2 separate regions of the Homo sapiens genome follow, and region 1 is linked to region 2. Evidence: chromatin loops called from intact Hi-C (ENCODE). Cell type or tissue: HepG2. All regions are shown on one strand. Links, peaks and the distances in the headings refer to the core of each region. The heading gives the core; the rest is flanking DNA. Region 1 has its middle 91 kb from the start of SMC6. Region 2 overlaps VSNL1 (visinin like 1).

Evidence for each region. Hi-C counts contacts between places; a loop is a spot of excess contacts. Peaks named below come from ENCODE experiments on the same cell type or tissue, not always from the same donor. Only the 100,000 strongest peaks of a DNase experiment are listed, where the experiment ranks them.
Region 1: a loop joins it to region 2, with 2.4 times the contacts of the local background. A loop is called at or near these places in 1 of 110 quality-filtered maps.

What each region holds. Positions count from the first base shown.
Region 1 is chr2:17,660,989-17,663,809 of GRCh38, reverse strand. No RefSeq gene overlaps it. Among named protein-coding and RNA genes, the nearest start is that of SMC6, 91 kb to the left of the region's middle. In HepG2, for the core only: no CTCF peak of the experiment used is centred there; no DNase peak of the experiment used is centred there.
Region 2 is chr2:17,592,416-17,595,236 of GRCh38, reverse strand. The region is part of intron 2 of VSNL1 (visinin like 1); the gene reads right to left. Among named protein-coding and RNA genes, the nearest start is that of VSNL1, 53 kb to the right of the region's middle. In HepG2, for the core only: no CTCF peak of the experiment used is centred there; DNase peaks (open chromatin) are centred at 256, 1,206 and 1,966.

The sequences.
Region 1 (2,821 bases), core at 75-2,574, 69 kb before region 2:
AAGGTCATGCTTTTGTGAATTGGGGAAAGTAATTGACTAAATTGATCCTCCATGAATCGTGACCTAAATACATCACACAGGTGACTCTTCAACCCCTAGTTTGTCATCAATGCAGCTATCACTGAATGAAGTTCCAGAAAATAATAAAGGCTTACTTGGATCTTAAATCTTAACCTTCTGAAATCTTTGGGAGTAGAAATGATTAAAATCATTCTTAAAGTGACAAATGTGATGAGTTTTCATAAACCAAAGTGTAAATAATATAGTTATTCAAATTAGTGATCAACACTAAAGATTCAGTAATTGCCTTCTTAAATATTTTCCAAGTTTTCGTGTCTCATTTCTTCCATTTCCTAGTGCTTTTTTGTTTTGCGGGGGCAGGGGGGCATGTCTTCCTCATGTCTGGGCTGTTTATGAGACCAAAATGTTTAAATTCTGTGTAGAAAGCTGTTGGCTGGTAGTCATGAATTGGATTAGAAATGTTGCCGACTCTGATGAAAACCAAGTGGTCTAGAATATCTGATTAAAAGTTCTCCTGAGTGCAAACTAGATGCAGGGTGTGGGGGAGAAAATGTTTATAAACTTTGTGCTGGGGCAATACTTTTTTGGTTACATTTATGACTTAGCTATGCATCTACATGTATGCCTTCTACTTTGACCAGTTCAGATTTTCAGGAGAACTTGGTTTGAAATTTGCAGTCCTAAAAGTGTAGTTACCAGTGTTTCATGGCTTGAACTGAATGCCCATGGACTTGAAGATATATCAAAATATTTATAGGAACAGGTTTTGTTACTTAAGGGTTGGCAAAGTAATAATGTGGATATAAATAAGCTGTTTCTTTGAGTCAGCAAATAAAGTTTTCTAAAGCATATATAATATTGATAGTTAGCATGCTAATTTTGGCATTGGCGTCTGGATAGAATCCATGCAAACAGGAGTGGCCTGAGTGTACTCACTAATTATAGCAAGCTTAACAGGGCTTTTTCTGCCTAATTTTTCTCCAGTTTGAAAATGTAGAGATTAATTCATTAAAAAATGATTAAGTTCCTGCCATGAGCTAGGGACTTTTTTAATTACTGGGAAGACTGTAGTACTTAAAATGCTACACACATATTTAAAAATACTAAATCTGTCCTCATGGAGTTTGAAATCTAGTTAGACAAGCAATACCGTACATAATCTCAGTGACTGGTAATTCTTATGAATAATAATAAAGCAGTGTAAGGATTTGAAAGGGCAGAGAGGACTGAGTTTTGTTTGTTTGTTTGTTTGTTTGTTTGTTTTTGAGACAGAGTCTTGCTTTGTCGCCCAGGCTGGAGTGCAGTGGTACGATCTTGGCTCACTGCAGCCTCTGCCTCCCAGGTTCCAGTGATTCTCCTGCCTCAGCCTCCTGAGCAGCTGGGATTACAGGCGCACGCCACCACACCCAGCTAATTTTTGTATTTTTAGTAGATACAGGGTTTCACCATGTTGGCCAGGCTGGTCTCAAACTCCTGACCTCAGGTGATCTGCTTGCCCTGGCCTCCCAAAGTGCTGGGATTACAGGCATGAACCACCGCACCCGGCCAGTATTTTGAATGGAGTGTCAAGGCTACAGAAGGCAATATTTGAGCAGAGGCCTGAAACAAGTGATAGAACAAGCCATGAGGAGGAAAATGTGCAAGGCAAAGCTTCCAGGCAGAAGAAATGAGTGCGTGGGGCTTGAGATAAGAATGAACTTCATGTCTAGGAATTGTAAGGCCAGTGTTGATAGAGCTTAGTGAGGAAGGAGGATTGGTAGGGGGTGAACTTCAGAGGTAGGCAGACCGAGATCATTGGAGGCCCTAAAATTATGGTAAGTAACAGACCTGGTGTATGCATTTTAAAAGAATCCTTTGGCTGCTGTGTGAATAGATTAAAGTGGAGCAAACATGGAAAGAGTATGAGCAATTTGGAGACTTGCAGTGGTCCAGGTAAGGGGTCATGGTGACTTGGACTAAGGTGGTGGAGACAGAAACATTCAGATTTGAAATAGAGAGGCAGCAAGACTTCCCGATGAGAATACTGGAGTTGTGAGAGAGGAATCAAGGATAATTTTCTTGGGGCCTGAGGCCTAAATAGCTGGATGAATAATGATTCATTCACAGAGGCAGGAACAATGCAGAAGTGGAGGGAGTAACAGACTGCCCTGTGGAGAGATGAAAGCTCTGGGCTGAGTATGCAACCTTGAGGTAACTGTGTGAATACTAACCAGCTAGTTAATCACCTACTTGATGGGTAACTTTACATTGGTAAATGTAAGAACTTGGAAAATAATAATATAACTTAGGATACTGAAGACCTGCAAAATGCTGGGAAAAAATTCAAATTGCATGCCCAAACTATGTGGGAAACTTAATTGTTTTCGAAAAAGAAGCTCAGGAAACAGTTTCTCATTTTACTTAGAAGCTCTGATTGACCATTTCTTGCTAGACCCCTGTACATCCTTTGCCGTGAGGCTCTCTGAAGATGTCTTTTTAAGCCTGTGCTTTACTTCTTGATGTGATTTCCAACCGTGTGGAAGAAATAAGCATCTGGACTCTAAGAAACTAGTTTATATTCATCCAGAGACTGTAACCCTGAATGAATGAATTACAGGAAAAATGAGGCCTTAAAGCAGTATGATTTCCCTTTTAAAATAGTTAAGAGTTATTTACAGAATGAGAGGAAATATGGAAACTTAGGACTTCTAAATGCAGAAAGAGTTGAGGCTAGACAAAGTATAGAAAATCAGACACTTGGGGGGTTGGCCAGGCATGGTGGCTCACGCCTGTAATCCCAGCACTTTCGGAGGCTGAGGTG
Region 2 (2,821 bases), core at 251-2,750:
TGCTTACCCACACTTGCTCCGTGGCAGGCCCTGTGCTAGCCGCTGGGTCTTAACATTGATTGAAATGAGGTGACTGTGTCTTCATGACTAAAGAGTGAAGCCTGCATCTAGCTGGGAGGGACCATGTTCAGATCTGTGTTTTACAAATCTCACTCCAGCAGCTGTATGGTGGATGGGCTGGAGGGTGTTAATGAGGAGCTGCCCTGGGAGTTTGGCTGAGAGGCAGAGCTATGTGCTGCAGTGGGAGTCAGCATTCCTGTCTTTGAAGTCTGTTCCACATTCAGTTTGTGTTGCTGGGCAAATTGCCTCATTTCTCTAAACCTCAGTTTTAAATGCTTTTAAAAATATATCTGCTGAAGGAGTTCCTTCACATTTGGAATGCAAGGGCTTTTAAAGTTGGGAGACTGTGGCCCCTGGCCTTGCAGCGGAGCCACTCCCATTATCCTGCTCCTCCTTAAACACTCATCAGAACTTGTTTTTTAGCAACCGAGTTGACTTCCTCCTGGAAAGGGAAACGGGTCTGGTAGCAAGAGGGGATGTGCCAGGTTGACTGCACACACAGGAGGGCAGAGGCTGCAGTCAGCTTTGCTCCCTCAGTTGCATCCCAAGATGCCTCAATCTCTGCACCAAAGATAGAAGGAATCACTGAATGTGCCCATTCACCAGGATAATGACCGTGTCTTGCTGAATATTTGCATTTTTTTCCAGAAACATTAAAAGAAGCTTTTTCTCATCAGCCCATCTTCTGGGCCTATTACATAATCCACATCTTTTTCCAGGCTTCTCCTTTCCAGCTTATCAGATCCGCCTTTCTTTTTTCTGTGTACGTGGCATATTTCTGCTGCGGTTTTTTTCTGTCCTTGGACAACTCTAGAAGGAGAAAAAGACTGCCTGCTTTCTATTTGATATAAGAGTACAGGCAGAGTTGGAATAAGAGTTTGCCAAAAATATAGACCTAAGTTCAGAAAGTCATATATTCCCCTCCTGGAATAAAAAACCCACTCTAGGAGTGAGATGGGGAGGTGGGAGATGATTTTGGTGCATATATATCAGTTGTACCATAAAACGCCAAGGCATGCTTAATGTTTACATGACCCCTCACCTTGAGGCTGGTGCTTTTTCAGTGCTACATACTTCCAGTGTGTAAATAAAATACCTCATTTCCTGCATTTCAACTATTTCTTCAAAGGCAATACCCCTCTCATTTTAAACAAATAGTGAGGAACGTGGCACACGGTGCTCTCTTAATCATAGGGTGACAGCTTGCATGGCCTTTAGTGATATGAAAGTGACTTTGAAAAACCTTGTTTGTCTGTACTTTCTTTGTGGTTGAGAATAGAGAGAGTTCCAAGGCATGGACTAGCCCCTAGGTGATAAAATAGAAGACATGACATTGAAAACTAGGGAGAGTAGTATGGTTATCTAGGAAATACATACTATCCCACTTCTCTGCAAAAGCAATAGACATCAATTGAGTAATAGATGCACTTTCTCAGCACTTCTATAGAAAAGATCTTGGCATGCTAATAATTGATTACCCAGATCTTCTTAGAAATGTCACAGTGATCGTATAAAATGCACACTACTTATTCTGTTGATTAGTGAGCTTTTAATGATGCAATAAACACTTGCAACAGTTATGACTTTGAACACAATATATATCTAACCACATGGCCATACCCCCAATTTCATCCCTTGGTCTTCCCCACTTGAAGTAACTTTTCGTTTGAATCTTGGGTTCATCACTTCCCTGCTTTTCTTTTTATATGATTTTATTGCATTTATTGGTAATCCTATAAAACACATTTTTAAAAATTTCTATTTCCTTTAGAATCTTTTGAGACTTGCTTTTTTAATATCTTAGTGTTGTTACAGTTCAAGTATTTTGACTGCTATATAATGTTATATTGTTCAAATATACCACTGTTTATTTTCCACTTTCCCTTTGATGGGCACTTGGGTTGTTTCCCAGTTTTACCATTGTGAATAGTGCAGCTATGAGTATTCTTACACATGCCCCTTCTTGTACAGTACAAGAATGGAATTGCTGGATCATAGGTTATAGAAAATGTTCAGCTTCAGCACATAATGATAATGCTTAATATTTTATTCAATCATTTCACATACACATATATACATCTGGGTGATTCAATATTGCTCAAATCAACATTTGCTAATTAAATGATATAAAGCAATATTTTTCTATTTGGTATTTTAATCAGAAAAAGTTTTAAAAATGTATTTCTTTCACTTGTGTAACATTACATAAGTATACACGAAGTGGAATGTCTTAGATCAGCCCAATCTAGAACCAATACAACTTGTAGACTCAGACAAGCCAAAACAATACCACTGCAGTAGAAATTGTACCTTTTATGGGACTGTTCTGTGTAATGTTCAGGGAAAGTTTAGCTTCTGAGTAGTGTACAGTGTTGAGTTATTGTCTATGTTGTAGACATTGCTGACCAGAGATACGCTACACTCCCCCACCCCTTTTCTAAATGTTCTGTTGTGGGAATCTGGGTTCTTATCTGGATACAGGAGTATCTTTTCTGGTAAAAAAAAAAAAAAAAAAAAAAAAAAAAAAAAAAAAAAAGAGAGAGAGAGAGAAAAAGCCCTCTTGTGTACTTTTTCTTTAACTGGGAGAAGTACATATACCTTTAACAGGCCAAATAATGCTGTAATTAGCAAACTGTCAATAATTATCAGCAAACACTCTTCTCTGAGCTTTTTATGGTTCTTTCACCAGATGCTGTCATTCCTTGAGCTCTATTCAGTGCTTTGATTTAACAATTACTCTTTTTGTTCAGAAATTGCTTAT